Regions from separate parts of the Homo sapiens genome. Here regions 1, 2, 3, 5 and 6 are each linked to region 4. A link is a loop called in an ENCODE intact Hi-C map of the cell type or tissue named here. Cell type or tissue: mammary epithelial cell. All regions are shown on one strand. Each heading gives the region's core, and the rest is flanking DNA. Links, peaks and the distances in the headings are about the cores only. Region 1 has its middle 23 kb from the start of CD28. Region 2 overlaps CD28 (CD28 molecule). Region 3 has its middle 44 kb from the start of RAPH1. Region 4 has its middle 76 kb from the start of CD28. Region 5 has its middle 50 kb from the start of CD28. Region 6 overlaps RAPH1 (Ras association (RalGDS/AF-6) and pleckstrin homology domains 1).

What was found. Peaks named below come from ENCODE experiments on the same cell type or tissue, not always from the same donor. Only the 100,000 strongest peaks of a DNase experiment are listed, where the experiment ranks them.
Region 1: a loop joins it to region 4, with 7 times the contacts of the local background. A loop is called at or near these places in 20 of 110 quality-filtered maps.
Region 2: a loop joins it to region 4, with 5 times the contacts of the local background. A loop is called at or near these places in 9 of 110 quality-filtered maps.
Region 3: it touches region 4 in a loop (4-fold over the local background); 3 of 110 quality-filtered maps call a loop at or near these places.
Region 5: a loop joins it to region 4, with 8 times the contacts of the local background. A loop is called at or near these places in 13 of 110 quality-filtered maps.
Region 6: a loop joins it to region 4, with 8 times the contacts of the local background. A loop is called at or near these places in 15 of 110 quality-filtered maps.

Annotation. Positions count from the first base shown.
Region 1 is chr2:203,681,081-203,686,708 of GRCh38, forward strand. No RefSeq gene overlaps it. Among named protein-coding and RNA genes, the nearest start is that of CD28, 23 kb to the right of the region's middle. RefSeq lists an enhancer at 3,000-3,049. In mammary epithelial cell, for the core only: no CTCF peak of the experiment used is centred there; DNase peaks (open chromatin) are centred at 1,751, 3,021, 4,101, 4,451 and 1 weaker place; H3K27ac peaks cover 4,000 bases.
Region 2 is chr2:203,728,847-203,732,846 of GRCh38, forward strand. CD28 (CD28 molecule) reads left to right here. Exons shown (of 4, transcript NM_006139.4): 3 at 802-926. Among named protein-coding and RNA genes, the nearest start is that of CD28, 24 kb to the left of the region's middle. In mammary epithelial cell, for the core only: no CTCF peak of the experiment used is centred there; a DNase peak (open chromatin) is centred at 2,275; H3K27ac peaks cover 1,227 bases.
Region 3 is chr2:203,576,287-203,581,914 of GRCh38, forward strand. No RefSeq gene overlaps it. Among named protein-coding and RNA genes, the nearest start is that of RAPH1, 44 kb to the left of the region's middle. In mammary epithelial cell, for the core only: no CTCF peak of the experiment used is centred there; a DNase peak (open chromatin) is centred at 2,995; H3K27ac peaks cover 1,636 bases.
Region 4 is chr2:203,780,073-203,785,700 of GRCh38, forward strand. It overlaps the pseudogene RNU6-474P. Among named protein-coding and RNA genes, the nearest start is that of CD28, 76 kb to the left of the region's middle. In mammary epithelial cell, for the core only: a CTCF peak has its summit at 2,420; a DNase peak (open chromatin) is centred at 2,349; H3K27ac peaks cover 1,288 bases.
Region 5 is chr2:203,654,316-203,659,943 of GRCh38, forward strand. No RefSeq gene overlaps it. Among named protein-coding and RNA genes, the nearest start is that of CD28, 50 kb to the right of the region's middle. In mammary epithelial cell, for the core only: no CTCF peak of the experiment used is centred there; a DNase peak (open chromatin) is centred at 2,466; H3K27ac peaks cover 631 bases.
Region 6 is chr2:203,481,459-203,487,086 of GRCh38, forward strand. The region is part of intron 4 of RAPH1 (Ras association (RalGDS/AF-6) and pleckstrin homology domains 1); the gene reads right to left. Among named protein-coding and RNA genes, the nearest start is that of RAPH1, 51 kb to the right of the region's middle. In mammary epithelial cell, for the core only: a CTCF peak has its summit at 2,981 (motif pointing right); no DNase peak of the experiment used is centred there.

The DNA of each region.
Region 1 (5,628 bases), core at 773-4,772, 99 kb before region 4:
GAACAACCAACACCCTGTTTTTGTTTTTGTTTTTGTTTTTGTTTTTTTTGAGCCGGAGTCTCGCTCTGTCACCAGGCTGGAGTGCAGTGGTGCAATCTCGGCTCACTGCAACCTCTGCCTCCTGGGTTCAAGTGATTCTCCTACCTCAGCCTCCTGTGTAGCTGGGATTACAGGCACACGCCACCACACCCAGCTAATTTTTGTATTTTTAGTAGAGATGGGGTTTCACAATGTTGGCCAGGATGGTCTCGATCTCTTGACCTTGATCCACCTGCTTCGGACTCCCAAAGTGCTAGAATTACAGGCGTGAGCCACTGCACCCAGCTAATGCCAGTACCCTATTTTTTCGACTGTTAGTCCTCCAGAAATCTGGGTACTTTCAGTTTCTCCCAGGAGCAGCCCTGTATTAAAATTCTGAAAAATTAAAAATCTTAAAAAATACTTCTTGTTATTAAGCCACTGTTAGAGTTTTGGAGAGGGCCCAAGAAACAGAACATACTGGGGAATGATCCAAATGACTGGCAGATGAAAGCCAAAATACCATGTTAGTGATTGGTCAAGTTAGGTTGGAGGAATGGCTTAGTGTAAGGACCTATAAATCTACTAGCCGAGCCCAGAATTCATCAGTCTTTCCTACCCAGTCTCAGATGGCACCAAACCATGTCAGGGAGAGTCTATTCCTGGAGGAAAGTAGAGAGTGTTTACTTTTTTTTTTCTTGAGATGGAGTCTTGCTCTGTTGCCGAGGCTGGAGTGCAGTGGTGCAATCTTGGCTCACTGCAACCTGTATCTCCTGAGTTCAAGCAATTCTCCTGCCTCAGCCTCCCAAGTAGCTGGGATTACAGGCGTCTATCACTGTGCCCAGCTAGTTTTTGTATTTTTAGTAGAGGTGGGGTTTTGCCATGTTGGCCAGGCTGGTTTCAAATTCCTGGCCTCAAGTGATCTGCCTGCCTCAGCCTCCCAAAGTGCTGGGATTACAGATGTGAGCCACTGTACCCAGCCTTGAGTGTTTGCTTTTTGTGGGCAATTGGTCCCCCAGGGGAAGATGGGGAAGAAAGGGGTAGGCCTATTACTCACCAGGGCAAAGCTGGAAGGGTAGAGTCTGGCAAGGGCCCCATGAAGGCAGCTTATGCTCAAGAGGAAGCCGGGTGGGGCTGGGCCACACATACCTATTCTTTCAAAACTTACCAGGCTTTTCTGCTGCTTTGGAGAGGAGTGAATTAAGGGCGTTGGAGGGGATTGCCTTTTCTCCACCACATTTTCTCATTCTTTAGTTCATTCAACTTACAGACTTTCAGGAGTTAGCCACACTATGAAGGCTGGGGATGCAAAGATGAAAAGGATGCAGTTTATCTCTAGATGGTGATACTAAGAACAGCTAACAGTTATTCAAGATGTGCCTTAAAATGGGATGTAGTTTTCACTCATTTGTCTTAAAACATTCACAGGCATCATATTAAACAGATAATTACTAACTTTTACAGATGGAGACACTGAGGCTTGGAAAAGTTAAGGGACTTGCTTAAAGTCACAGAAATTAGTTAATGGCAGAGCTAGGATTCAAATCCAGGCAATCTGGCTCCGGGGCTAGTATTCTTAACTCTTTCCCATGTCACAGGCCAATGCTGGAGACAGGCCTGTGAGCAAATAATTACAGTGTAATGAATGAGGTAAGTGCTAATGGAGGGACATATACCGTGCTAAGGGAATGAAGGAAGGAGTGACTAAGGTTTTGTGTAGGACATTTGTGCAATTTCCCTTGCCCACTGCCAGAAATGAACAAAGCAGAGTCTTTTCGGGGCATGCTTTATTTTGCTATACGTGGATGTAGATATAGAGCTCAATTCATGTTGCCTTGCTGCCCCTCCCAAACATAACAACACTTAAAATAATTTCTTCCTGACATCCTGGACCCCCTCCAAGAGTTTGTCCCAGCTTTTGGACAAGGCAGAAACAGGAAAAGGATGTCCTAATGTTCCCTGACCAGAGACCTAAATTGGAATTTGGAAGAGTTTCGTAATTAAAATCATTGTTAAGATTTTATTGTCCTGTACCCTGTAGTGTGTGTGTGTGTGTGTGTGTGTGTGAACATTATATATCAGCCACCACACATGTACTATATACAATCACTAAAATCAACTTTTGTGAGATTGCTTAAATCTCAAAGTTTCTATAGTTTGTAGATCTATGTTTAGAAGATATTTTGTTTTTTCATAAAGGAGAATTAATATTTTTCAACTCAAATACTTTTTTTGCTATGACTTAATCATAATTTGGTAGTAATATATCACAATTTCTGCTAATAACGCAAAAACAAACTCACTTCTGTTTCATTCTCTCTCAATAGAAATTGTTTCAGTTTGGCCCCCTATACTGATTCATTTCTCAGCTGATCTTTGAGATATTGAACATCCATACCTTTGGTATTTTTATATTACTTGATATTAGAGCGTCATTGAATTCATTTGAACAGACTAGACACCATAAACAGGTGCTGTCTGCCGCCGCCAAGTGATGGCCTATTCATGCCAGGATATTAAGCATATCCTGCAGTTTGGTAAACAGAAGGTGGGATTCTAATCCATTCAGTATGGAGCCCCTCGTTCTTTCCTCTGTAGTGAAGGAAAATCTCTGGGAAGTCCCTGCTCAGGAATTCTCTATAGCTTTAGCAGTTAGTGAGTCTCATTCCAAAATGACCCAAGAAGAGGGCTGGATCAATTACCCCCAAGCTTCCTGTTGACATAACCTATTTCTTGGAGTGACCTCAGAAATCCACACAAAAGTTCCAAGTTGCCATGTAGCCCCTTTCTTTTACTTTACTCCTTTTGGGTTTCAGCGTTGGAGAAACCCTCTCTCCTTTCCAAAGCTGAAACTGCCTGGGAGCTTTGAGTCTCTGACTCACTACTAGATTGCTCACCTATCAGGGCCATAGAGAAGACAGAGTGAGACAAGGACATTCTTACACCATGGAATAACCTCTGGGGCTTATGGTCATCAAAGCAGAGTCTTTGGTCTACAGGAAAAAGGTAACACTCTTAGACCCAGCAGAGGCATCAGCAAGGGAGTTTCCCAGGGGGAGGGACAGCCCTGCTTACTCAACTGGTCAGGGGTTACTACACACAGTAGCTCTACTCTCACAGCCTTTCCTTGCTTAGGCATACCAGTGTGTCATGATGGTGCAGCTAGTCTGATAAATGGAGCAGTTTTGGAGGGAGGCACACTGCAATAGCTTTGCAACAAAAGAGTCTATGTCTCGTCCATCATTCAAAGGAGTTATCTGAAAATTGATGACTGTAGCAAACTACTGGCTATCCCCCAAATCAATCCTTTTTTTTTTCTATAGTAACAGAATTCCCAACATGTAGCTGAGAACAGCCATGGCCATATAGGTCTGAGGTCAGCAGAGTTACACAATAGAAGGCACCTGGGTTCCAGACCCTTGGGCTGCCATACTGATCCTGGACTGCTTAGTTCCAGATTGTTAGATGAGACAGGGGAAACCATCTAGTGTACCTAAACTGCTATTATTTTGGGTCTCTGTCAAGGAGGTCAAGCCTTTATCCTAATTCAGTGACTTTGGATTTCAGTAGAATAGAGTCAATGTTAGTTGAGAACATGGTGTCATTACCCCAAGTCACCTGTTTTCAACAGGTAGCCTTACTTCTCTCAGAGATAGGTTCTTGGGACACTCTGCAGTTTCCACTGAGGGTGCAGCCTTTTGGGGACTACTATAGAGATGATTTCTCCTGTCTCATCTAAAAATCTCGACCTAAGCAGCCCAGGTCTAGTATGGCAGCCCAAGGATCTGGAACCCAGGTGCCTTCTATCATGTAAATCTGCCAGTCCATATGGCCTGCCTCTTCCCTTTAAGGATACAATCCAGAAATGGCATCACTTATGCTTACATAGAGAAAGAAAGGGCTATGATATTAGGCCTCAGAAAAGGGAGTGGAGATCTAGACTTTTCACTTCAACTCAAAAATCCTGCCCAAGACTGATACTTACTCCTTTAAACATTGCCATATTTCTCCGGCACACCCAATGATTGACGTCTGAAAGAGCAGCAGCACTTTCTCAGACATGACTACAGTGTTTAAATGTGTTGCTAGGGCATCTGTGGAATTTTCATATTCTATCTTGGGAAAGAAATCTGATAGTTCTTTGATGCTACATTCTTCTCTAGCCAGAAATACAAGGAAACCACTGTTTGCTGTGACATTTTGGCAGAACTCTGAAGTGTGGTCTGGATCTGGGAACCCACAATCCAAGAATAAGGCACCATTTACGTACAAAATTGTTGAATTTGGATGGAAACTAGGTTCAGCCATACTTGTGAAGCCACTGTCTTGCAGGGTCAAAAAGAGCTTATTTTTCAAGTAAGTGTGTTTCACTGTTTACTGGTGACTACCAAAATAATTATTTCCTGTGTGGGTCAGTAAGAGTGAGGTAATCTCAAGGAAAATGTTCCATTGTGCTTACTGGGCTGGGCAGCGCAGCAGCTCCAGACATTCTCTTAAAGCAACAGTAATTGCGTTGAATGGTAAAGTCTGGTTCATATGCCCCTGGGAGGGAGATTCATTTTCTCTTTGATACTCTGAGGATCTTGTGAGAGACAGCAAATGTGAATATATACATACATCTACACATACACATGAACATATCTGTGGGTGTGCTTAGCAGGTTGGTTCATTTAAATAGTTTTATAGATATTTTAGAAAGGTAGTTCTTTATGAGCCAGGATAATGTGCTCTGCTTCTCTCAATGTGAAAGTAGAACCTCACCTTGTGCAAGTTGTCATTGGTTTCCTTGTCTGTTACGAGCCACTTGAGGGTAATGCTTTGTCTTTGTCTTCCCAGCCCATACTAATGGGCCTATCACTGAGTAAAATTCTCATTAATCACTTGTTGGATGAATGAATGGCTTGCAAAGGAAGTGAATTGCAGGAAGGTGACTACCACCCAAAAGTTGACTTGTACCATGACACTGACATGAGAGAGTTTGCCCGAAGGAGTGCTTAGCCAGCCAGGATTGGAACATCATTGAGGTGCCAAACTCCATGGTTCCAGAGATTAAACAGCTCTGTGCTTCATATCACCATCTTTCCTGGAATAAGAATTATCCACCCCAGTTGTTAGATTCTGGCACAACAAGTAGGGTGAATTGTGGCAGCTGGATCAACAGGTGACAGACAAACTAGGCCAAATGAGATATCACTTCTGGTCCATAAAATAGAGAGATGCTTTTGAATATTCGATATTTCACCCAGCTCACTACCTTCCACGACTGCTCTCATGTAGGAGCCAAGAGTGTACATTGTATATTATAGAAAATATTCCCCTATTATAAGAGGGAATACTCACTATTGATTAATCCACTTACCAAATTTTTGTTGAGTGCCTGCTATGTGCCAAGCATTGTATTGCTGCTGGAGTACACAGGTGGACAAACCAGACGTGGTTCTTGCCCTTAAGAAGCTCAGCCTTTGGCTGGGTGCGATGGCTCGTGCCTGTAATCCCAACACTTTGGGAAGCCAAGGCGGGTGGATCACATAAGGCCAGGAGCTTGAGACCAGCCTGGCCAACATACTGAAACCCCATCTCTACTGAAAAATACAAAAATTAACCAGGCGT
Region 2 (4,000 bases), core at 1-4,000, 52 kb before region 4:
TCCTGTACTTAGTAATTTTCAATCCTATCTGTATATTATAAATCTGAGTAGGTTTTAAAAGAAATACCAATGCCTAGTTCCAGCCCTGAGATTCTGATGTAATTGATATGGGTTGAGGAAGGGGTGCTGGACATCAGTATATTTTCAAACTTTCTCGGATAATTTATTGTGCAGCTAGGATGGAAAATCAATGGACTAGAGGATTTTTGGTATGCTTTCTAGTTCTAATTTTCTCTAATTTTGAATAGAATTCTATAGGTTCCTTCTCATCCCCTTTTGATTCCTAAAGATACAAAGTGATTTGTTTGTCATTATATAATCTATGAGACAGGGTTGGAACTAGAAATTTATCCTCTGATTAGCAGTCCAGTGTTCTGACTGCCATATTAGGCTGATGATTTTCTTAAGGCTTGAAAACATGCATATTATTTAACTTATTCCAAGGATGCAGTTTAGGGTCTAGATTAACTATCTTCTGATGGGAGAAACGGATAAAGTTAGGTTAAGGCCATTGGAAGTCACCGTTTTGAATCACACAGTAGAATCCACAAAGTCAAGTGAATACAAGTCTACCAGTGTACCATCCTAACGTAATGGCTTTCAACTGTGGTCGTGAAAACTGACCAGATCATGGTCAGTGGTGGGGTTGGGTAAGTCTCAAAGAGGAAATCTATTCACTCTAAGCTGGTGATATGTTTAATATTTTTATTTCTTTCACATTTTTCTCTGATGTTCACAAGGAAGGAAATGCACTCAATTGCTATTCCTGTATCATTTAATCCACTCTATTTTGTTTTTCAGGGAAACACCTTTGTCCAAGTCCCCTATTTCCCGGACCTTCTAAGCCCTTTTGGGTGCTGGTGGTGGTTGGTGGAGTCCTGGCTTGCTATAGCTTGCTAGTAACAGTGGCCTTTATTATTTTCTGGGTAAGAGAAGCAGCACTGCTTTTATGTAACTTTTCCACTGCACATGAAATCTGAACACATTCAAGAATTTTGCCTATGTGGTTTATTTTCTGTTTAATATAGGATGATGATTTTCTTTTCCCCATGCTTGAGTAGGTTCTCTTTTAGCTTGTTCAACTCTATCTGAGATAAAAATCTGATATGAGTTAGATTTCCCAGAAGGCATTGAGTAGGTGGTGAGGCAAAATAAGAAGCTAAATGGGTAAATTAGGGTGGAGGGATTAGGAGCAGTTGCCTTTCTTCTCCCCATTTTGCAATATAATTATGACACATAAAACAGTTTTAATGCGTATATATGTATAAACACCTAGGCAACTTGGGAAGCTAGGCAACTGAAGCCAATGGACAATGTTGGCTTGATCAAAAATCATGAGAAACTTGGCTACTGAAATTGTGTATTCAAACCTAGCAAAGAAACTAGATCTGTTTATCTGAGTCATATTTTTTTTTCTCCTCTGAAGCAGTTGAATTGTGTGAGGCCAAGTATGGTGCTGTCATTATGAAACTATAATGGGAGTTAGAATTTTCTGAGCTCTCACCACTGAATTGAAGTACTAACTTTTGCAAATGTTTACGTAATAAATGTGGTGTATTTTTCTTTACCTTCCTCAACATTGAATTTTTGGCCTGGGTTTGAACACATTTTGATGAACGCACCTACAGTTAAGAACGTACCCCTGAGTGACCCTTGTTCTTACTCAGAAACTTCTTAGGTACATAGTATGGTACAGAATGTATTGACTCCATGTTGTCTTTGAATTTTTTTCTAGAAGTTACATGCATGGATGAGTCATTTCTTCAATGAGAAATGTATTCTCAAACATAAAAGACTATTTCTCTTGATAGTCTCCAAAAGACTATTTCTCTTGATATTCTCCATTTGATATTAAGTACATTTGGTGCTTAATGAATGCTTATTGGATTGATGAATTGATAACCTCCAGAGAGGTCAAATTAAGGATTTAAATGAGTCTGCCTGAAGTATGATACTCATCTTTAAGGCATAATCTGTATATGTACCTAATTCATAGATGGGTCAGTGATTTCTGAAAGCCATATCATATGAAGTCATTCTGTTTACTGTCAGCTTGGTGACTGCGGGTACAGACCTGGATCCACAGCCATGCCTTCCTATTATCCAGTCTTAGATTCTTTTAGACTCTTCTTGGCCTATTGCCAAAGCTTACCTTTCAGTTGTTCCCCACATGCTCCTTGCAGTTCAGAAGACCCTAGGGCTCAGATGGACATTTGTCAGGCTGCCTGTTGCTTACTCTGTACTTGCCGCAGGGTAGGAAACAAAGTGGTTGCTTGTTCCTGGAAATTCTTTATACTAGGTATCATCTTAAGAATTTGCCTGGCTTGCCTTCTGCAAGTTGCCCAACCCTGAAGGTGGGGCTTTGGTATTGTAAAATGTTGCCTGAATTCTGCCTCTGATGTTAGTTGACTACTTTCACCTTTCCAGATCTTGGTATCTTCATCCAACTTACCTTCTAACTTTGATCCTCTGGTGTTTGCTGATAATTTTCGAGTTTTTAGAATTCTTAGTTCTTGTTTCTTCTTAATCTCTGGCCATTGGCTTTTATGCCTACCATATGGCTTTTCAATCCTCTTATTGGGAATCTCAACTTTCTAACTTAAAGGCCAGGTGCAGTGGCCCTTTGGATACCCCTCCAGGAAAGGCATTCCCCTGTGATATGCTGACCTAGGTCAAAGTAATTTACTAGCTCTGCAGAAAGTAGTTTTGGGAATTACTTTAACCTTCAATGGCCAGAGGACACTGCTCATTATTGAAAACTTATTATAAATATTCATTAGAATGTCAGTTACTATAATGAGACATCAATTTGTTGAGTGACTTGAGTCACCCAAAGGGACAAAAGCAGCTTCTCACTTTCAATGAATTTAAACCGTTCACTTTCAACTCAGACACATCATAGACACACTGGGTTTTTCCTTGGCAGTACTACTAATTCCTAGTGAGATTCATCTTGCTTTGTTTTAAAAAAATTTTATTTTTGTTTTACTTTGTCTTACAGACCCCCTGTGAATTGGGCAGTCCTGTCATTTGTGGCCTCTTGTAGTCAATTCGGTTACCCAATAAAAACTACCACTTATCTGCATCTCAAACCTGGGTCTTTGTACTCTCTTACCAAAAGAGTATAAATACAAGTTTGTCTATATTTCGTAGAATAACATAGTATTTTTACTCTGGGCTCATCTTTTCCTGCTGTTGGTATTTAAGCAACAAGTACCTTGCTGAGTTGGGCATCTAGGCCATTATGGATCCCTGGAGTTTAGCTGTTTCCTGGGTAATTTTCTGAGATCCTATTTTTGGCTGGTCTGCAGCGTGCCTTGATGTAAGTTGCTGTTTTCCGGAACTTCCTGAGGGCCTGATATGCTACTGTAGGCAGTTCTGGGTTGAGTGGGTTTCTAGGCTGAGCGGGTTTCTGGGAGCAGCTGCAGATTCTATCTCAGTTCTTGACCTGATGTTGACATTTGAGTAAATAAAGAGCTCCCTTTGGTCAAGCTGTCACAGGCCAGCACCTGTCACTGTCTTTCAATTCTCCATTCATGCAGCTGTGCTGGTAAAGCTGCCCGTTTTCCTAAAGAAATCTTTTTAAAAAACATTATGTTCCCCACTGCAGATCATAATGTGAGGAATGTAGATAGTGTGTGTACAGGTAGTGTCTGCTTTTTATAATAATCCAGTAGATTCTTGAAGACCACGTACTTAAGTAGATTACCTTGCATATGCCCTGTGTATTGCTGCTGTTCCCAGGAAACAAGTGGGTAAGGCTGGCATGGGGAGAAGGGCAAAGGAGGAATGGTCCAGAAATTACATATCATTAGCTGACATTCACTGTTGAAGGGGTGGAGATGACACAGACACATAGGGTAGGTACTTCCTGCACACATATGCACACATACTCAATGCACATGGGTGCTGTAGGTTCTGCGTGGTGTTTGTTCCCAGCCATGCATCTGTCATTTTCATCCCACTGCTGTGTTTAGAGTTAGGGTGATAATAAGTAAGT
Region 3 (5,628 bases), core at 712-4,711, 200 kb before region 4:
ACAAAGATCACAGTTTTTCCTGTTAGGACAACTGCTCTGTGCTTTAATGTCAGGGAAATAATGCAACAGCAAGAGAAAATTATTCCATAATGGATTAAGCATTAAAACATTGCCGGCCGGGTTCACGCCTGTAATTACAGCAGTTTGGGAGGCCAAGGTGGGCGGTTCATGCGGTCAGGAGTTCGAGACCAGTCTGGCCAACATAGTGAAACCCCGTCTCTACTAAAAATACAAAACATTAGCCGGGTGTGGTGGTGTGTGCCTGTAATCCCAGCTACCTAGGAGGCTGAGGCAGGAGAATCACATGAACCTGGGAGGCGTAGGTTGCAGTGAGCCGAGATGGTGCCATTGCACTCCTGCCTGGGCGAGAGGGTGAAACTCTGTCTCAAACACACACACACACACACACACACACACACACACACACACACACACTTGCCATTTGGGGAGGTTACCTGAGTCTTTCTCACACATGCTAATGTAAACCCTTCTTTGAGATAATGGAGTGGCTGGTCTTCACACTTGCTATTCACACTTTTTAATACAAGGGAATAGCAACCAGGTATCACTAGGCACCAGAAGTGGTGGATGTCTGGAGTAGATCAGGAAACATAGCAGAGAAGATTCCACTTCAAAGGGTTTAGTATGAAGCTACTTTAGTCATTGATTTTTCTGTCTTGGAGTGCCAATTTCTCCTCCTGACTTGTACACTTCTCTTTTTTAAAAAATTTTTGTCTTTCTTTTTTTTCTTTAGTTCTTCTGAAACAAAAAAAAGGGATACATGTGCAGAACGCGCAAGTTTGTTACATAGGTATACACGTGCCATGGTGATTTGCTGCATCTATTGACCTGTCCTCTAAGTTCCCTCCCCTCACCCCTCACCCGCTATCCCTCAACAGACCCTGATGTGTGCTGTTCTCCTCTCTCTGTCCATGTATTCTCATTGTTCAACTCCCACTTATGAGTGAGAACATGCGGTGTTTGGTTTTCTGTTCCTGTGTCAGTTTGCTGAGGATGATGGCTTCCAGCTTCATCCATGTCCCTGCAAAGGATATGATCTCATTCCTTTTTATGGCTGCATAGTATTCCATGGCATATACCACATTCTTTATCCAGTCTATCATTGATGGGCATTTGGGTTGGTGTCACTTCTCTTTGGACTCCAAGCATTTGTCTTTGATGGTGTTTTTGAGTGGTTACAGATGAAACAATGGGACTATCGCTACAAAATTGTATGACAAACCTTCCTCTTGCCTTCTTCAGTAGAATTAACTAGCTGATGATTATGGAAACAAAAGAAGATTGCAACAATAATATATTTTATTTCTTTTTTTAAAAGTTATTATTTTTTAGTGACAGGATTTTGCTATGTTTCCCAGGCTAGCCTCCAACTCTTGGACTCAAGCAGTCCTCCTGTCTCAGCCTGCTAGTAGTTGGAACTAGCGACATGCCCACGATATATTTTATTTCTGTATTGCTTTGTACCTCTCAAAGCCATTTGCATGCATGCCCCCTTTTGACCTCAAATCAGTCCTGTGGGGATAGAGAGAGATCTTTTGGGTAGGAATAAATACACAGAGAGAATATATAATCTGTTTATTGAAGTTCACCACCATTGTAAATACTGTCTTCTATTTTAAGACTATTTTTCTTCTTTGGATTGAAGACATGTAGATAGACAATATTGCTACACTATTTTTTTTTTACAACCTTAAGTGCTGATAGAGATCAGATAATTAGATAAACAATCCCTGATATATGTAAGAGTAAACACTCCACATGGATACTATATGTAAAAAAATAAACAATGGAAACATCATTGAGATAAAATTAGATAATTATTTTTATTTATTGAAATTAACACTGAAAGTGGAATGTTCCAACACTGTTAGGGATTACAGTGAGACAGTTTGACTTTATCTTATTCCTGAAGATGTTTTCACTCTTTCAATTTGACAACTCTTCTATAAAAGCCTTTACCTGGTGGATTAACAGTTTGAGGTATTTAGAGTTAAAGAAGCGTTGTTCAAGAGATTGGAGATAAAAGCAGGGGCGGGGGGAGTTAAAGAGGAGGAGACTCATTTATTCATGAATTCTTTCATTCATCCATTCCTTTAACATTTATTGATACCACTATGAGTTATGTACTAGATATTGTACTAGATCTGGGAACATGGAGTTGCTTTCTTTCATGAAAGACTTTCTGATGGAAGAAAAGAAATAATATCATTTTGAGGGGAAGAGTTTTCCTTGAAAACCTTGAAACTACTCTGGTGTTGGTTTCAAGCAATGGTGTGTTTTTAGAAAATCAAAATTTGCCAGGACTGGTCATGTTTCAACTAGTGTGTTGATTTAATTCTTACTCAAGGGAGAAAATTGCCACTTGGATCATCAACCCCAGTTTCTGTGGAATCAGATCTTTCTCCCTGCCTCTGAAAGCCCTTATATAAGAACTGTCCAGAGTTAAATGAGGGGTGACAAGTTCATAACGCAGAAGGAACATTGTGTCTCTGGGCTATCAAAACATTGATCACCCATCCAGCCATTTAGCAGGGTATTCCCTTGAAAATCTCTGGCTCCTAATGAACAGTATAAATATGTGAATAGGAAGGCTAGATTTGGAAAGCTGTCTGTATGAGAAGAAAGTACACTGATGACAGAACACACATATGTATCCCATGAGTTGGCAGCAGTGTGATTATGTTGACGATGTTGACATTTGACAGTCAGAGCCCAGGACATGATGTCTTTGAGAAATTCTTCTTAAGTTGGGTATATTTTTTCCTAGTAGAGTAAGAGATAGAGTTGGAAGTGATTGCCTATTCTATACTGATAAGAAAGACATAGGCTTTGTAGAGTTCAGGACCTTGGCTGGCACTTCTCTTGGCTGATGAAGCAAGCCAGCATGGCCAGTTCTACTGGTGGTTATCTGAGCCAGTCTGCACAGGTCCCTGATTGCTATGAATCAGCACTCGTAGGTTCCACAGGCAGTAAGGAACCAGAAATACTGGTTTCTACCAACAGTTGGTCTCAGAAGGACTGGTGTGACTAACCAACTGTAAGAACAGCCTCAAATCCTTTCTGGGAAGAGGCAGGGTTTATAAATAAACAGAAAACAAACACAACTGACTCAAACTGAAATTTGTGGCTCTGGTTTGATGTGGTGAATGTATTTAATGTAGCCCAAGAGAGAAAGCTGAGGTCTCTACATTTATGAAATTACTAAAAGATTGCAATCACTGTTCAGCATTGTCTAAAAATATCATGTACAGTGTCGAAGACTTGTACTAATCATATGATTAATAGAATGATTATGACAGTGCTCTATAAATAAGGGTATGAAGTGGCAGTGTAGGGGCCAAGGGAAAGCTTCCCCTTTGCCCTCTGAAGGTTGGCTGAAAAATCAACTCACAAAAGCAGATTAATTGGAGAAAAGGCATATAAATGTATTAATGTGTACACAGACAAGAACCGCAGAGTGATTACCCTGATCCCTCAGTGGGGTTCAGAAGCTTATAAGCCATCTTGAGCTTACACAAAGAAGGGGGGGGCTTGGATTGTGACAAAACAGTTTATGGTGACAAAACAGGTTATGGGAGAGGGAGAAGAGGAGGCCTGGCTAGCAAAGGTAGTCTTGCCTGCCGGGTAGCAGCCCTCAGAGAGAATAGAAGGTAAATGATTCCTTCAGACCTTTGAAGGTGTCAGACTTCCAGTTAATCTTTCCTAGATCCAGCCAAGGGAAAGTCTCAGAGAAAGCCTGGCTGCAGCAATGTATAGCTTCCAGATGCATATTTTCCTGACAATAGACAGCTTTCCAGGGCTACTTCTCTTTGCAGGCCCTCTGAAGAGCCATCACAAAGTATGTCAAATAAATATATTCTGGGGTGAAATATTTTTATTTCCTTCAATAGTGAATAGAGACAAGTATGGACTGTTTTAACAAAACAAAATAAAAGCATGCCAATAATAGACATTAGAGTATTAACTACTCATTGCATATGCCTGCAATTCTGTTTGTAATGGTAAATAATCTAGCATTTATGTAAACTTTTTTTTTTAATGCTTCCCCTCTGTTTGAAACTAAAAATTCCCAGGCTGGGTGTGGTGGCTCATGCCTGTGATCCCAGCATTTTGGGAGGCTGAGGCAGGTGGATCACCTGAGGTCAGGAGTTTGAGACCATCCTGGCCAACATGGCGAAATCCTGTCTCTACTGAAAATACAAAAATTAGCCAGGCATGGTGGTGGATGCCTATAATCTCGGCTACTCGGGAGGCTCAGGCAGGAGAATCACTTGAACCCCTGGGGCGGAGGTTGCAGTGAGCCAAGATCGTGCCAGTTCACTCCAGCCTGGGCAAAAGAGTGAGACTCTGTCTCAAACAAACAAACAAATAAAAACACAACAACAAAAAGAAACTAAAAATTCTATTTAAAAAAAATAGCCAAGGCTCTTTACAATTTATCTTCTTTACTTTAAAAAGAATAGAGCAGCAACATCTGAGTAAAGTACATTTTTTACATTTCAACCAATCCTTATGTAAAAGACATCTAAAAAGGTATATATTAGCATTTTTAGGGCTTTTTGGAATTATAAACAGATTGACAGCTCTGTGGCCTGGAGTTAGTGCTGTTTATTTCCTAGACTGATATAGCAGCGGCTGTAGTTCCATGCATGGCACCCTGATTCCCAGGATTAGGAATACAAAGGCTGATTTGTGGGGAGGAGAGTTTTCTGGAAGCACGTGCAGCTGCCACTGGCGCATGCCAGCACATTCATTAGCCAATCTGACAGCAGAGCTGATGTCTACTCTCAGCTTTTCGGGGCAAAGAAAGGCACATGATGCCAAAGGGCCTTCTCATTCTTAGCTGAACACACAGAAGGGTAAAGCCAGGGGTTCCCATGATCCTTCCTTTTTCCTGGATCGTTAGCTGTCAGGATCTCAAGTAATCATGAATTAACCCCTGTAAGGCATCTGAATGAATGCCTACCTTATTTTAAACCTGAATAAGTAAAACCCTCTTAAAGATTGCTGTTTCATGCTGCCCGCCCCATCCCCCCAACCCACTCCCTTTTAATAATGTAGCAACATGGAGATTGAAGTGGGTAATTTTTCTCTTTGTATACTGTCTTTTTCAATTCTGGAACAGGTCCAGAAATTATAAATTGAATTGAATTATAAATAAGTATTGAATATTGTTTTGCTATTCCCAATACATTTAATACTGTCAATTATTTTAATTGGGCTAGTCATTTCAGAATTTAAAATAGTAAAGGCTCAGTCAAGGTTGCATCAGGGATTCCTGATACTTGGGAAACTAGAAAACAACAACAACAGTTCAAATCCATGTAGCTTCATTCAAATCATTCATGTACTGGCGTATGCCATAGTCCTTAACCTGACCCTACCCTGTGGTTCATAAAACTGTCAACTAACTTGCATATCATCCAGATGTCTTGTTTTGGCTCACCACATTTCAGACTTCGGTCTGTGAATACTTGCAAATATTTTCTTTTTTCTTTTTCTTTTCTTTCGCTTTTTTTTGAGACGGAGTCTCGCTCTGTCACCAGGCTGGAGTGCAGTGGCGCGATCTGGGCTTACTGCAACCTCCGACTCCCTGGTTCAAGCAAT
Region 4 (5,628 bases), core at 818-4,817:
TTAGATACCACAACAAACAGACTGTGAAATTTCAGTATTTTAAAGAGTAGACATTTATTTCTCATTGATGCAAAGTCTGATGGGAAGCCTACCTTCACGTGGAATGTGTCCTCCAAGGTATCTGCAGCAGGGGAAGAGAGGAATGGAAGAGGCATACTGGCTTTTAACTGCCTTGGCCCAGGAGTGACACTTTATTTCTGCTCCTGAAACTATAAACATGGATGGCCCCAACCAAACTGTGAGGGAGGCTGGGAAGTGCAGGAAAGCAAATGGGATATTTGGTGAACACTGACTGTGCCACACTTAGCTTGATGGCAGTTGGCTTGAAAAATACTGCAGTGTTTTTAGTTAACTACAAATGTAGCTTGTGCCACCTGTGTATGTGTAATGTGGTTGCTAAGCATAAGGCAACTTTGGAAAGCACTAAAAAAAATAAATATGGTACTCAGGAAAAAAACAACAACAACAAAAGAAGAAAGTAGTTTTCCAGTTTTATTCCATCAGGATCAGGTCACATTTGAAAAATTGTGTTCATTTCTGGATATCACCTTTTAAAAGTGATATTGACAGGCTAGTGCATGTCCAGAGAATGGTAACTACAAAGATACATTAGCCATGGCAGGCTAGGATATATTGCAGTGATAAATAAACACTCAAGCTTTTTTTTTCTTTTTTAAGACAAGGTCTTGCTCTTTCACCCAGGCTGGAGTGCAGTGTCGTGATCATGGCTCACTGCAGCCTCGACCTCCTGGGCTCAACCTATCCTCCCACCTCAGCCTCCTAAGTAGCTGGGACTACAAGAGAGCCACCACACCCAGCTAATTTTTAAGTTTTCTGTAGAGATGGGGGTCTTGCTATGTTGCCCAGGCTGGTCTCAAATGCCTGGACTCAAGGAGTCCTCCCACCTTAGCTTCTCAAAGTGCTGGGATTACAGGTATGGGCCACTGCACCTGGCCCAACTCTCAAGTCTTAATGGCTTAATACAACACTCATGCCACAGTCTGACAGGTGCACGAGAGGTAGCCTTCTATGTGCTGACGCAGGGATTCAAGCGTCTTCCATCTCACAGATTCCATGCCTCTTATGTGTCCTGAGAATTTTCCACTGGATCCTCTGCACTAAGCAAGTCAATGAGTGAAAGAGATCAAGGAAGATCTCATAAGACACATGGCCTGGCATAGAAATAGCACACATACGTTTAATCTTGCTTTATTGGCCGAAACCCAGTCACATGCCCCAACCCAATGGCTAGGGTATTCTTGTATGCCCAAGAAGAGGAAATGGGATTGGGGAGCATCTAGCTAGCTCTGCCACAGATGGTGACAGATCCAAAGTCATGTGGGACACAGTTGAAGGAACTAGATAAAGTCAAACTGGAAAAAAATGATACCTGTTCTCAAATATACCTCCCTCAAATATTCAAAGTGCTGTTGTGTGGAATAAGGAATATACTTATTCTGGATAGCTTCTGAAGGCAGAACTAGGAAGAAAGAGTGAGACAAATGGGACAAAGTTTTATCTGTTTAATATAAGAAAGAACTTGCTATCAATAGAGCTGTTCATCTCAGAGCAGATTACTCTGTGAGTACTAATAAATACTATTTTATTAAGTGCTTACTATGTGCTAAATTCTTAAATCATTTGGTTATAATAACTACTCTTGAAATAGTACTACTAATATCCATACTTTGCAGATGAAGAAACTGGTCTTAGAGAGATTGTGTAAGTTGCCCAATGACACACATATAGTAAGAGGCAGGACCAGGATTTGAATCCTGGTCTTTTTGAACCCAAAGTGTGTGCACTTAAACCCTAGGCCATACTGCCCTTAAGGAATTTTGTTATTAGGTGGTGTGGATAATAACAGTTCAGCAGGGATATTTCAAAGAGGATTTCTTCATTGTATTTGAGTTGGACTGAAATGGAAGCTGTCTCATGATAGGTATGTATAAAGAAACTTCTGAGTACTCACTTCAGAAGCACATATATTAACATTGGAATGATACAGAGAAGATTAGCATGGTCTCTGTGCAAGGATGACACGCAAATTCCTGAAGCATTCCATATTTTTACCACCTGAATTTTTGTAAAAATAAAATAAATAAAATAATTTAAAAAGAAACTTCTGGGGACATTGAAAGAGTCAGTTAAGTAACTAGTGCTTTGGTGTTGGGTGCTGAGGGAAGCGCAGGACTCATACAGGGAAGCAAAGTTAAGCAAAATTCATTGCTGTTCCAACTAAAACTTCACCATGAGTATGTGGTTGCCATAAGTGATTAATAAACAGTAGGAGGTTTGGGGGTGAAAATGACTCATGGGGCTACGTCCTATGCATGAGGGTTTGGCTACCACCAAAGCAAATCTTGATACAGCCACTGCCAGGAATATTGCTGGGCTTCAGCTGGATGCTCAACATCTCCCCCTACAGGAGTCAGAGATGCAAATCCTCTACTTGTGTTGGCTGTAGTAATTTGTTTAGTTCACACTCAGTCACATAGAAGCAGGCGCTGGCAGCCTTAGTAATTTTGTCAGGTAGCCATGGAGACTCTATGTTGCTTCAGAAATTCATGGTCTACAAAGGGCGAGTGGATTCTGAAAGCATTGGAAGCGCATCATAATTCCCTGTCTCTGGCTTGCATTTGTAAAAGCAGATGAGCAAAACAAATATAATCGGACCCAAGTATCCAAACCTATGAAGAGACCCATTGCACAGAACACAGTACTACTAGTCCTGCATCCTACAACAAGCAAGTTCTTATCTGGACTCAAGTGGCTATTCAGGAATTGCTGCATGCCAAGAATACAACACTGCAAGAAAATGCTCTCTAGTTTGTAAAAATTTATACCCTGTCTAAAGTGGTTCAGAAGTCACTGCCTATGCCATTTAAATGTGAAACAAAACAGAGTTCACCCCAAAGGAGAAGAAACAGTAAATATATATGGAGCACAGAATTGAACAGACTGCCACACTTAGGTAAGAAAATTGCTACACGATTTCCAGTAGCTAAAGCTGTAAGAGAAACACAGTTATATATTTTTCATTTTCTGACAACAGGAAGCAAATAAATCCATCAGCAGATAATTTTTTTTTCTCCATGCAAATAAATGAAATGACCAATGAATGGTATGGGTTCTTGTATAAAATACAGAGATTTATGGAGTGAACAGAATCTTAACTTCAGTATAAAAGATACTGAAATGAGCCCTCAGATGGCTCTTGAATTAGACATCCATAAAGACAGAGAGCATAACTTTAAGTAACAATGAAGTCATTTTTGTAACAGGCTCTGTTGACATTGTGCAGAAATTCTTTTTCCAGGGTTTAAGTTAATAGAGGGATAGAACTGTGAAGCTCTATATCAGGGATTCTCAAGCTTTAGTGAATGACTTTGGGAGCTTGATAAAAAGGTGGATCCTTAGGCCCCTTTCCCAGAGCTTTGGATTCTGTAGGCCTGGAGAAGGGCCTAGAAATCTGCATTTTTAACTCTCACCCCACCAAGTGCTTGAGATGGAGGTGGGCTGTAGATCCGATTTTGAGAAACACAGATGGGGTGACATAAGTGGACTTTGAGCAGGTGTTAGGCCAAGATCTGTTTGCAATGGGAGGGAAACTAGCTGGAAGCATTTCACAGCCTCTGTGCAGCTGAGGCTCATTTGGAAGAAGGGCTCAAGGTCTAACGTGGGCCAGGAACTACACTAGATGCTTGCATACACTGACTCTCATAAAGAACCAAGAAGCCACAGGCAGCATTTCTCTTCACAACACATTAGATTTGATGTCTATTTAAATTATCTGCCATGAATTGCTTAGAGCAAAAAGCTTACTATAACATTCTAGTTACAGAATTATGTGAGCATTGTGGTATGTCCAGAGTCCCAGGAATGTTAAGTGTGTATCCCTAGATGGCCCCATTTTTTCTATTGCTCACAGTTATGAAACATAGTTTAAAACTTGTGTCCCCATGAAAGGAATTTGTGCTTTGAAGTTCTTCCTACATCTGAGAAATCTAAACATGCCAGTGGTCATCATAAAGTAACCCTGTGGGCCTGAGGGGGATGTGGGTGTGCACGAGTGATGGGCAGGGAAGCTGCGGACAGGATTAGAGAGCTTCTTCCATTTTTCCCATTACTGGTCACCACAGGTCGTGCTGGTTTGAAAACAGAAACAAAACAAACAAGCAAAAACCCACCTAGCTTTTTGGGTTAAAGAATGGTTAACTTTGGGGCCGGGCGCGGTGGCTCATGCCTGTAATCCCAGCACTTTGGGAGGCTGAGGCGGACGGATCACAAGGTCAGGAGATCGAGACCATCCTGGCTAACACGGTGAAACCCCGTCTCTACTAAAAATACAAAAAATTAGCCAGGCGTGGTGGCGGGCACCTGAAGTCCCTGCTACTCCAGAGGCTGAGGCAGGAGAATCGCCTGAACCCGGGAGGAGGAGCTTGCAGTGAGCCGAGATCGCGCCACTGCACTTCAGCCTGGGCAACAGAGCGAGACTCCATCTTAAAAAAAAAAAAAAAAAAAGTTAACTTTTTGGGTTTGGCGTCGGTGCACATCTCTAGTCATGATAGTGTGTCCGGAATTGGTGAGTTCTTGGTCTCACTGACTTCAAGAATGAAGCCGCGGACCCTCGCGGTGTTACAGCTCTTAAGGTGGCTTGTCTGGAGTTTGTTCCTTCTGGTGTTTGGATGTGTTTGGAGTTTCTTCCTTCTGGTGGGTTTGTGGTCTCGCTGGCTCAGGAGTGAATCTGCAGACCTTCGCAGTGAGTGTTACAGCTCTTAAGGCAGCGCGTCTGGAGTTGTTTGTTCCTCCTGGTGGGCTCCTGGTCTCGCTGGCTTCAGGAGTAAAGCGGCAGACCTTCACGGTGAGTGTTACAGCTCATAAAAGCAGCGTGGACCCAAAGAGTGAGCAGTAACAAGATTTATTGCAAAGAGCGAAAGAACAAAGCTTCCCCAGTGTGGAAGGAGACCCGAGTGGGTTGCCACTGCTGGCTTGGGCAGCCTGCTTTTATTCTCTTATCTGGCTCTACCCACATCCTGCTGATTGGTAGAGCCCAGTGGTCTGTTTTGACAGGGTGCTGACTGGTGTATTTACAATCCCTGAGCTAGACACAAAGGTTCTCCAAGGCCCCACCAGAGTAGCTAGATACAGAGTGTTGATTGGTGCATTCACAAACCCTGAGCTAGACACAGGGTGCTGATTGGTGTGTTTACAAACCTTGAGCTAGATACAGAGTGCCCATTGGTGTATTTACAATCCCTGAGCTAGACATAAAGGTTCTCCAAGGCCCCACCAGAGTGGCTAGATACAGAGTGTCGATTGGTGCATTCACAGACCCTGAGCTAGACACAGGGTGCTGATTGGTGTATTTACAATCTCCGAACTAGACATAAAGGTTCTCCACTTCCCCACCAGATTCAGGAGCCCAGCTGGCTTCACCCAGTGGATCCCGCACCGGGGCTGCAGGTGGAGCTGCCTGCCAGTCCAGGTGTCGTCCGCCGGCACTCCTCAGCCCTTGGCTGGTCGATGGGACTGGGCACCGTGGAGCAGGGGGTGGCGCTCATCGGGGAGGCTCGGGCCGCACAGGAGCCCACGGAGGGGGTGGGAGGCTCAGGCATGGCGGGCTGC
Region 5 (5,628 bases), core at 666-4,665, 130 kb before region 4:
CACTCCAGCCTGGGCGACAGAATGAGACTCCATATCAAAAAAAAAAAAAAAAAAAAAAGTTGGCACTTGTTTGGTATTAAAAGCTCAGGTTTGCAAGTGTCTGCCTTGCATTTAGAGAAGCTTGTGGTATTATCGCTCCGTGTTCGGAATTACCCAAGTGATTCCAGGAAGATTAGGCAAGTTTATTTTATTATCATGCACATTAATTTAGGAATTTGGCTGGAAACTTTATTTCCCTTTTTCTTAAAGCAAATATCTAAAGTTGATCCTTTTTAAATACTACAGCATTCATTTTCCTCAAGTTTCTTAGTATCATAGGCAAATGTAAATCCTGGGTAGTTTGGAGAAATGAATCAAAAAGAAGGAATGAATAAAACACAACAAATTTCATTCAGAATAAGCCTGTGCCTAATGCTTACGTGCAGTGTGGGTAGGGCATAGCTACTTTATTCAAATTATTTGTTGAAGGTCTACCATCTACCTAATCTATATTCTAGTTTCTGAGGATAAAACAGTGAACAAGACAGATCAGTTTCTGCTGTCGCTGATCTTAAATTTTAGTGGGAAGGGCAAATGACAAACAATATACAAATGAATATATAACATGCCAAATAAGGAGGGAATCGAGAGTAATGAAGTGGGGAGGGAGCCACAAGTGCTAATTCATAACTGGTAGGTGGGGAAAAATTTCTGATAAGGCGACATTTGAACAGGGAACTGGTGAGCCATGTGGGTGTCTGTGGCAACTGTACTCCAGGCTGAAGAACATCACAGGCAAAGACCCTGAGGAGGCAGCACAGTGGGCACATTCAAGAGCAGCAGGAAGACCATTATCTTCCTGGCTGGATCAAAGTGAGCCAAGAAAGCACTGGAAGGTGATAAGATGAGGGTGCAGGGAAATCATGTGGGTCCTTACAGACTGAGGTGAGAATTTGGCTCTTATTCTGAGTAAGAGGAATCTACTGGAGGATTTTGAGCAGAGGAATGACATGATCAGGCGTACGTTTTTGGCTATCGTGTGGAAGACATGGTGGGTGGGAAAGTGGGTAGGAGGCTATTTTGATCATTGAAATGAGAGCTCATGGTGGTCTGCACCAGGATAATAGCAGTGACAGTGATGAGAGGTGGTCAGACTCTGGATGTATTTTGAAGACAGAGTTGACATGCTTTGCTGCTGGACTGAACGTGGAGTGCGAAAGAAAGAGAGGAGTCAGGCCGAGGCAGTGGCTCATGCCTGTAATCCCAGCACTTTGGGAGACGAAGGCAGGTGGATCACTTGAGGTCAGGAGCTTGAGATCAGCCTGGGTAACATGGTGAAACCCCGTCTCTACTAAAAATACAAAAATTAGCCAGGTGTGGTGGTGCGTGCCTGTAGTCCCAGCTTCTCTGGAGGCTGAGGCATGAGAATTGCTTGAACCTGGGAGGTGGAGGTTGTAGTGAGCCAAGATCGCACCACTGCATTCCAGCCTGGGTGACAGAGCGAGACTCTGTCTCAAAAAAAAAAAAAAAAAAGAGGAGTCAAAGATGACTCCAATGTATTTACCACTTAGTGACCAGAGAAAGGCTATTTCCCTGGGCCTTTCTAGATGAGAACTGTGGGTGGGATTGTGGAGATAGGAATGAGGGCACAGGGAGACAGGCTATGCATAGAATGGGGATTTCGGTGGGTTGTTTCTTGGTGCATAATTATAAACTGTTTTGCTGTCAGCTACATATTTGGTGTCCTTAGTCTGTAATGATGTTTGGGAAGCCTCAAACCAAACCAAAGCATTTCCTCTGCCATCATGGGGGCCGTTTTAATTGCTCCAGTAGAGAGAAAAATCTTTGTTTAAACAATTGGAAGACAGGCCAAGAAGCTTGAAGTCTTTTTTATGGAAGAGGGAGGGCCAGTTTGAAATTTGCAAAATTCGGAAAGACTGGGGAAAAAACCCACATATTTGTTCACCTTCCCTTTCAACATTAGAATTAGCCCAGCTAAGCTTAAAGGAGGTGGTGTTTAGGCAGTGAACAGGCATTACTGTTTTACACAGCAGGTAATAAATAGATAGAACTCTGTACTCCAAGGATGATATAGATTGAAAATATAAATGTACTTGATAAGTGTTTAGAAAACTTGCAGCTAGTATATATAATAAATTATTGTATAAACTAGGGATTCAGTTATACTCTACCAAAATTTATTGAATGTGTACTTTGGGTATATTATTATGCTAACTGCTATGGCAGATATAGTAATGAATAAAATACAGTCCTGTTGCTCAAGAGTTTCTAATCAATAGGAATGACAACATGCCTCTAAGTATAAAAATTCAGACTCCTCTACACTATGGTAGATTGATTGCATTAACGGCCCCTCCCAGTTTTCACAGCCTTTGCCCTGAACCTTTGTGTTCCCTCCCATTCTGACTCTGGGCTCATTGATGTGACTTGCTTTGGCGCTGGAATGTTAGCAAACATGATGCAAGCAGAGGCTTGAAAAGCGCAGGCGTTTCCTCTTGCCCTCTTGCATGATTGGGTGTGTTCTCTTTTTCACTTCTTCCTTGTCATGAGGACATGACATGCCTGGGCTAACGTACTGCCAATGTGAGGCACATGTGGAGAAGATTCAAGGCCATCCTAAACCCCTCATAGCCCCTGACTCCCAAACACATGAGACAGCTCTGCCAAGATCAGCAGGAGTGTTTCTCAATGCACACTCTGACTGCATATGCCTACATGACCCCAGTTCAAGCCAGAGGAACCATTCTGCTGACCCACAGATTTATAAGCAAGAATAAATGGCCTTTTGAGATAGGGTCTTGCTCTGTCACCCATGCTGGAGTGCAGTGGTGCAATCATGGCTCACCGTAGCCTTGACCTCCTGGTCTCAAGTGATCCTCCCGCCTCAGCCTCCGGAGTAGCGGGGATTATAGGTGGGTGCCACCACACCAGGCATGGCTATTATTTGAAGCCGCAGTTTTGGGATGATTTTTATGCAGCACCACTGCAGCAGATAACTGATACAGGCACTCAAGACTCTTTGCAACTCGTCCCTGCCTTTCTAGCTTCTTGTCCCGCCTCCCCCATGCCTTTTATTTTATTTTACTGAGACAGGGTTCTCCTCTGTTGTCCAGGCTGGAGTGCAGTGGCACGATCTTGGCTCACTGTAACCTCTGCCTCCCGGGTTCAAGCGATTCTCCTGCCTCAGCCTCCTGAGTAGCTGGCATTACAGGCACCTGCCACTATGGCTGGCTAATTTTTTTGTATTTTTAGTAGAGATGGGGTTTCACCATGTTGTCCAGGCTGGTCTCGAACTCCAGACCTCAGGTGATGCACCCGTCTCGGCCTCCCAAAGTGTTGGGATTATAGGCTTGAGCCACAGTGCCTGGCCCCCTATGTACTTTATACTTCAGGCAACTGAGTTACCTGAATTCCTGAAATGGAACATGGTTTCTCATGCCTTTCCATATGTGATGTTTTACTTCTGAAATGTTCTTCACGCCTATCTCTGTCTGGACAACTGTTCTTTCTTCAATTCCAGTGTTGCTCCTCTGGAAAGTCATCCTGACACCCCAGGCTGGGTTCAGTGCCCCTTCCCTGTATCTGTAGCACAGAATGCACACATGGTTACAATTTTTTTTTTTTTTTTTTGAGACAGAGTCTTGCTCTGTCACCCAGGCTGGAGTGCAATGGCATGTCTTGGCTTACTGTAACCTCCGCCTCCCGGGTTCAAGCGATTCTCCTGCCGCAGCCTCCCAAGTAGCTGGGATTGCAGGTGCCTGCCACCATGCACAGCTAATTTTTGTATTTTTAGTAGAGACAGGGTTTTGCCATGTTGCCCAGGCTGGTCTCGAACTCCTGACCTCAGGTGATCCGCCTGCCTCGGCCTCCCAAAGTGCTGGGATTATAGGCATGAGCCACCGCACCTGGCCACGGTTATAATTTAGTATGCTAAGCATTCTCTATCCCCAAGAAGCAGAAGTTCCCGAAAAACAGGGACTGTGTATTCTCTACATCCTGAATACAAGGTTTGACGCAACATAGACTCTCCACACACATTTGCAAGTTTGCAAAGACATTTCTTTACCTTAATGTCACTGAGTTCTAAGTCTCATAGAGAAAGGAGAGATTTCTAAGAGAACAGGGAAGTTTTCACAGAAGAGGCAGAATTTGAAATGTTCCTTAGTTTTAATGGGTGGAGAGGGTTCCAGAGTTGGAGAAGAACATTTTGGGTAGAAGTAACACCCATAGACAGTGGCAATGTGGTACTCTGGTAGTTGAAGCATCCAGTATTATTGCAGTGAAGAATTCATGAGCAGGTGCAGTCAGAGGCAGGCCATTTTGTAGGGGCTTGAATAGCATCTTAAGGTATTGGGTCTTCATTTTGCAGGGCAGTGACACCATAAAGAACCATATTTTCAAGGGTTACTTTGGAAGCAGTGTATAGGGTATATTGGGGGTCAGGAAAGAAGGAGACTGGATATGTAGAACCATCTCTTGACTTTTGGAACAATCCAGACAGAAGGCAATAGTGAAAGTGAGAACGTGTAAAAAGAACATATAGAAGCTGGGCGTGGTGGCTCACGCCTGTAATCCCAGCACTTTGGGAGGCTGAGGTGGGCGGATCATGAGGTCAGGAGTTCAAGACCAGCCTGGCCACTGTGGTGAAACCCTGTCTCTACTAAAAATATAAAAATTAGCCGGGAATGGTGGCTCACGCCTGGAGTCCCAGCTACTGGGGAGGCTGAGGCAGGAGAATTGCTTGAACCCAGGAGGCGGAGGTTGCAGTGAGCTGAGATCGCACCATTGACTCCAGCCTGGGCGACAGAGTGAGACTTCATAAAAAAAAAAAAAAAAAAAAAAAAAAACTTTGGGAGGCTGAAGCGGGCAGATTACCTGAGGTCAGGAGTTTGAGACCAGTCTGGCCAACATGGTGAAACACCATCTCTACTAAAAAAAAATACAAAATTAGCCAGGTGTGGTGGTGAGTGCCTGTAATCCCAACTACTTGGGAGGCTGATGCAGGAGAATCACCTGAACCCAGAAGGTGGAGGTTGCAGTGAGCCAATATTGCACCATTGCACTCCAGCCTGGGTGATGGACGAAACTCTGTCTAAAAAAAAAAAAAAAAAAAAGAACATATAGGACATTGTAACTAAATGTGGGAAATGAGAAAGAGAAGATAATTGAAGATGACTCCTAGATTTTTTTTCCTAGTGTCTGGAAAAGAGGAACAGGCTTGAAAGGAAGGTTAAGTGGAGTTTGGACATACTGAGTTTGAGATGTATGTCAGCGGAGATCTCTAGCAGGCAGTGAACAATATGAACCTGGAGTTCAAATCAGAACTGGCACACTTGGGGATCTTTTACCTATAAAGGATCTTCAAAAATGAGGCCCAGAGAGATAAGAAGCCTGAGAGTAGATCCATATATTATGCTTTATACCCAGGACAAGAAGAGAAAGTAGGGTCTGCAAGGGAGACAGAGATAGATGAAGAAACGAGAGTTAGAAAAGGGGAAGTGACAGACAGTGCAAAGAAGGTCCTAAGAATGGGATGAGGAATCAGTTTCAGACAGGAAGAGAAGCTGATGAGAATGAGGAGTGGGGGAGGGGCCAGTGGATTTGATCATTGAGAGGCCATTGAGAAAA
Region 6 (5,628 bases), core at 747-4,746, 300 kb before region 4:
CTCTTTATTCTACTCTCCTTCTACTGGATATTATATAGCCGGTAAATCTGTAAATGTTTTTAAAACTATTTCTTTTTGTTTTATAGCCCCTATTCATTTTAAATAGATGAATATATATATATATATATATATATATACACATTTTTTTTTTGAGATGGAGGCTCGCTCTGTCACCCAGGATGGAGTACAGTGGCATGATCTTGGCTCACTGCAACCTCCACCTCCTAGATTCAAGTGATTCTCCTGCCTCAGCCTCCCGAGTAGCTGGAATTGCAGGTGTCTGCCACCACGCCAGGATAATTTTTTTTTTTTTTTGTATTTTTAGTAGAGACGGGGTTTCACCATGTTGGCCAGGCTGGTCTCGAACTTCTGACTTCAAACGATCCGCCCACCTCGGCCTCCCAAAGTATTAGGATTACGGGCGTGAGCCACTGCACCAGGCCACATGAATATATTTCTATTATTGTCTAAAAAAAAGGTCCTTCACCAGCCCTCCACAAACCCAAAACAAAAACAGACCTAAACCTAAAGATGCTTTTTACTTCTGCAGAAAAAAAAAACACACACACACACAGATTTCCAAGAAACACCAACAATAAGAGTCAAGGCATATGTGCCAGTGATTATTGGGGGGGTTTATTTGAAATATGTTTGTGTGAATTAGGCTTTTCCCCTGGATTTCACTAAATCTTCAGCCTCTTTTTTCATCTGATACCTATTCCTTTATTTTATTTTATTTTACTTTTTGAAACGGAGTCTTGCTGTCGCCCAGGCTGGAGTACAGTGGCATCATCTCAGCTCACTGCAACCTCTGCCGCCCAGGTTCAAGTGATTCTCCTGCCTCAGCCTCCCAAGTAGCTGGGATTACAGGTGCCCGCCACCATGCCTGGCTAATTTATGTATTTTTAGTAGAGATGGGGTTTCACCATGTTAGCCAGGATGGTCTGATACTCATGACCTCAGGTGATCCGCCTGCCTTGGCCTCCCAAAGTGCCGGGATTACAGGCGTGAGTCACTGTGCCAACCTTACCTATTCCTTTAAATTTAGCAAAAGGTTTTGCTGAATCTTAAGAAAACTTGATGATTGTGTATATTATGATGAAAAAAATCCTTTGAATTTGCTATAAACTAATAGCTTTACAAAGTATTTTCATTTTAAAAATACACTGTCATGTATAAAATTCCAAATTCCAAATTAAATGGGCATGATATTGTATGCCTGAGGACCCAGCTACTCAGGAAACTGAGGCAGGAGGATCCACTGAACCCAGGGAGCAGAGGTTACAGTGAGCCAAGATGGCACCACTGCACTCCAGCCTGGGTGACAGAACGAGAATCTGTCTCAAAAAAAACAAAACAAAACAAAACAAAACAAAAAAAAGGTAATAATATGGCAGAGTAAGGGGAGCTCCATTTTTAAATAGCATAATCAAAGAACGCCTCAATAAGAAAGTGACATTTGAGCAAATTCCAGAAGGTAGCTAGGAGAATGTTACACAGAAGACTGGGGAAAGGCGTCTGGGCAGGGTTGAATAAGTGCAAAGGCTAAGAGGCAGGCTCTGGCTACTGGCTGAGAACAAGTATGGGACAGTATGGCTAGTGGGGTAAGGGACAGAAGGAAGAAAAATAGGTGGTAATGGGAAAGCAGATCAGGCAAGGCTTTATAGGCATTATAGGGGTTTGGGCTATACCATGAGATGCAAAGCCTTTAGGTTTGAAAAGAGATGATCTGACTTATCTTTCAAAAGGATCACTCTGGCTGCAGTGTGGATGATAGACTGTTAAGGGAGAAAGGTGAATGCAGAAAGACCAGAAGGAAGCCTATTCAAAAATCTAAATCAAGATGATATTGGCTTGGTGGCAGTGAAGGCGGTGAGAAGTGATCACATTCTAGACATATTCTGAAGATAAGGCCAACAGAATTTGCTGCTGGATTGAAAGGGAGGTAGAAAGAAAATAAGTAGATAAAGACTCCAAGGAGTTTGCTTGATGAACTAGACGGATGGAATATCCATTATTTGAGATAGAGAAGACAGTGGGAGAAATAAGTTTGAAGAGAAAGAGCAGGACTTTAGGTTTAGACCAGTTAAATTTGAGCAATCTATTTATGATGGTTAATTTTAGGTATCAACTTCATTGGATTAAGGAATACCTAGAGAACTGGTAAAGCATCTGGGTATGTCTGTGAGAGTGTTTCCAGAGGAGATGGTGTGTGAACCAGGACTGAGTGGGGAAGATCCATCCTCATTGTGGGTAGGCACTATCCAATTGACTGAGGGCCCCAGATAGAACAAAAAAGGCAGAGAAAAGGTGATTTCCTCCCTATCCTTCCTAGAGGTGGGACACTCTGCTCCTACTCTTGGATATCAGAACTCCAGGCTCTCCAGTCTTTGTACTGCAGGCCTTATACCAGCAGCCTCCCTTGGGTACCCAGGCCTTCAGCCTAGGACTGATAATTATACCATGGGCTTTCCTGGTTCCGAGGCTTTTTGACTTGGACTAAGTCACACTACCACCATCCTAGGGTCTCCAGCTTGCAGACAGCCTGTCACATGACTTCTCAGCCTTCATAATGGTGTGGGCTAATTTCCATAATAAATCCCCACTCATATCCTATTGGTTCTATCTCTCTGGAGAAATATAATACACAATTAGACATCCAAATAGAGATATTGATTAGAGATGGAATATATGCACCTGGAGTTCAGGAGAGAGGGACTGGCCAAAGATACCTATATTTCCTTAAATCTAAGAAGATTTGATGCTGGTACTTTCTTGATCTTTATTAGAAACTTTCAACAGAAGGACTTCATACAACGTACTATAACTGCCACCTTGCTGATCGTGACTAACAGGTGCCACACGATTTAAAATGTGGTTTCTCAACCTTGGCTCTATTTTGGGCCAGATAATTATCCTTCATGTGGGCTGTCCTGTGCACTGTAGGATGTTTAGCAGCACCTCTGGCCTCTACCCACTAGATGCCAGTAGTAGCACACGCCCTTGATGGACAACCAAAAATGTTGCATATACCCAGCAGGACAAAGTAGCCCAAGTTGTGAAGCATTGTTTTACAGGGATTAAAATGGGGGTGGGAAGATGTGGAAAAAAAGCATATGGCTGAGTGGTAACCAATTTAGCAAATCCAAGAGAAGCTGAATGCTGGGCCAGCACTGGAGAAAAGCAGAGGAGCACTCAATTTATATCGTGTAACCTCAGAAGTCCTCAGAAGCAAGAGTAGACAGGTGATGGTGCGACTAAAAGCAGGAAGAATGGTTGAAAACACATTTAAGAAAGCAGCTAATTCTCAGATTCCCTCTTTTACTCACTCACCCACCAGCAGTGGTCTCAGGTACAGATTAACATTCGCTGACAAGACCCAACAGACCATAGCTTGAAGCCAGATTCACTCAGTTCTGAATAAATAAAAAGAGACATGCCATCTTCTGAGGGAGTCCATACAGCTCACCACAGGCCCTTTTTGGGCCCATAAATAGCTCATTGTAAGGGAAAGAGACCACATGGTAAGTGCAGAAAACACCCTGGCTTAGGGAAACTTCATGCTCCATGGGAACCAGCAGTACCTTTTAACAGCCAATGAGGTTAAGTTCCAGGGCCCCTTAAAGAACACGTTCATGCTCATTTATAAGAGTTACACTGCTGGCCAGGTGCAGTGGCTCCCACAGTGTAATCCCAGCACTTTGGGAGGCCGAGGCAGGTGGATCACTTGAGGTCAGGAGTTCGAGACCAGCCTGGCCAACATGGCGAAACCCTGTCTCCACTAAAAAAAAGAAATACAAAAATTAGCCAGGCGTGGTGGCATGTGCTTGTAATCCCTGCTACTCGGGAGGCTGAGGCATGAGAACCATGTGAACCTGGGAGGCGGAGGTTGCAGTGAGCTGAGATTGCGCCACTGCATTACAGCCTGGACAACAGAGTGAGACTCTGTCTCAAAAAAAAAAAAAAAAAAAAGAGTTACACTGCACACCACGAAGTCAAGGTCTATGTCTTTTCATAGGCTAATTTATTCATTCATGGACAGTCTTCCTGGTCCATATACACTCACCAACAGGGGTCAGTTTCACAATAAACAATATTACCTGGAGATATTCTATATTTAATTCTTAATCCAGTATGTGTCCAGGAAAAGAATGCCAGGAGAAGGAAAACCCAAGGTCATTTTCCACGAAGAAAAGGACTCAGGCCTACTGTTAACCCTCTCTACCTAGAGCAGTGGTGATTCTCAATTGGGGGTGGATTTTGTCCTACAAGCAACATGTAACAATGTCTACGGACGTTTTTAGTTGTCACAACTGAAGAAGGTAAATGTGTACTACTGACATCTAGTGTGTACAGGCCAGGGATGCTGCTAAACATCCTACAGTGCATGGGACAGCCACTCACAAAACTATCTAGCCCAAATGTCAATAGTGCTGATAGCTGAGAAACCCTGACCTAGAAGGATTTGATGAAAGTTCATAGACTGGAACAATGGGGACCATCCTCATGTTCCAACCCTTCTTTCCCAAATGGGCTACTAAAACACTGGCAGCCAGCATAGAAGACTGGAAGAATCTTCTCCAGAGAAGCTCACCAGCCTAGGAAAAAAAACCTAAGGATAATCCTGAAGACTACAAAAAAAAAAAAAAGAAAGAAAAGAAATAAATAGAATTTTAAGAAGATGCAATTAATGGAACGCTAATTTGGCTTGAACCAGAGAGATTTAATCAACTGGGAGAAAGTCTGAAGTTGAAACAGTGATCACCATATAGAAAATTAAATATTTTTAAACATATATTCATTCCAGTAAAAGTAAAATGATATTCCAGAAAGGGGATGTAGTCACAAGAGTATATGGAGGTTAGCAGTAAATTTCAAGTATATAGTCATTTTAATATAAACACTGAATATGAGCTCAATCAAAATATATTTGGAGAATGGAAAAACAGGAAGGGAGAAGTGAGAAGAAGCTGTATATAGACAGCTATACCCTCCATCTTCTGGAGTAGAGTGAGAAGTCAATAGGTAATACATACCACTAAAAAGAAAATCAAGAAATGGCAATGTGTATGTAGACTTAATGATAAAGAGGTAAAGTCCCTAAGAATCAGCTAAATGAGCAAAAATTGCTTACCTCTGGAAGCAGAATATGATGTGTATGTGAGTAGAGGATAGTTTTCCGTAACATATCTCATAGAACTATTTAACGCCATGCATGAAAAACTAAAATATTTTTAAAACTGTATTTGCACTTAAAGACAATTTGATACATGAGTTCAGGATATATTAAGCTTGCCTCAGTTTACTTTATTTGAATCAGAACAGACTAGACCTAGGAAAAAAGCAAATGGAAGCAAGTTCCGGGTTTGTTAAACCACCTTTCTATACTCCTAGGTGAGGCAAAAGAACAGGCTAGCTAGATAAGGCTTTTTAACTCCTTTCCCTGCTATAGTCCTGGTTTACTCACCAAACCTTACATTAAACTCTTATATTAAACATTATACCATTGAGCACTGGTATCTTTGCAGTATTCACAGTGATACCCATGGATACCACTAGATACCATTTGAAGTGCGCTTGCTGGGAGAGAGGAACTTTTCACGTTTTACTTCAATTTGCCCCTATACT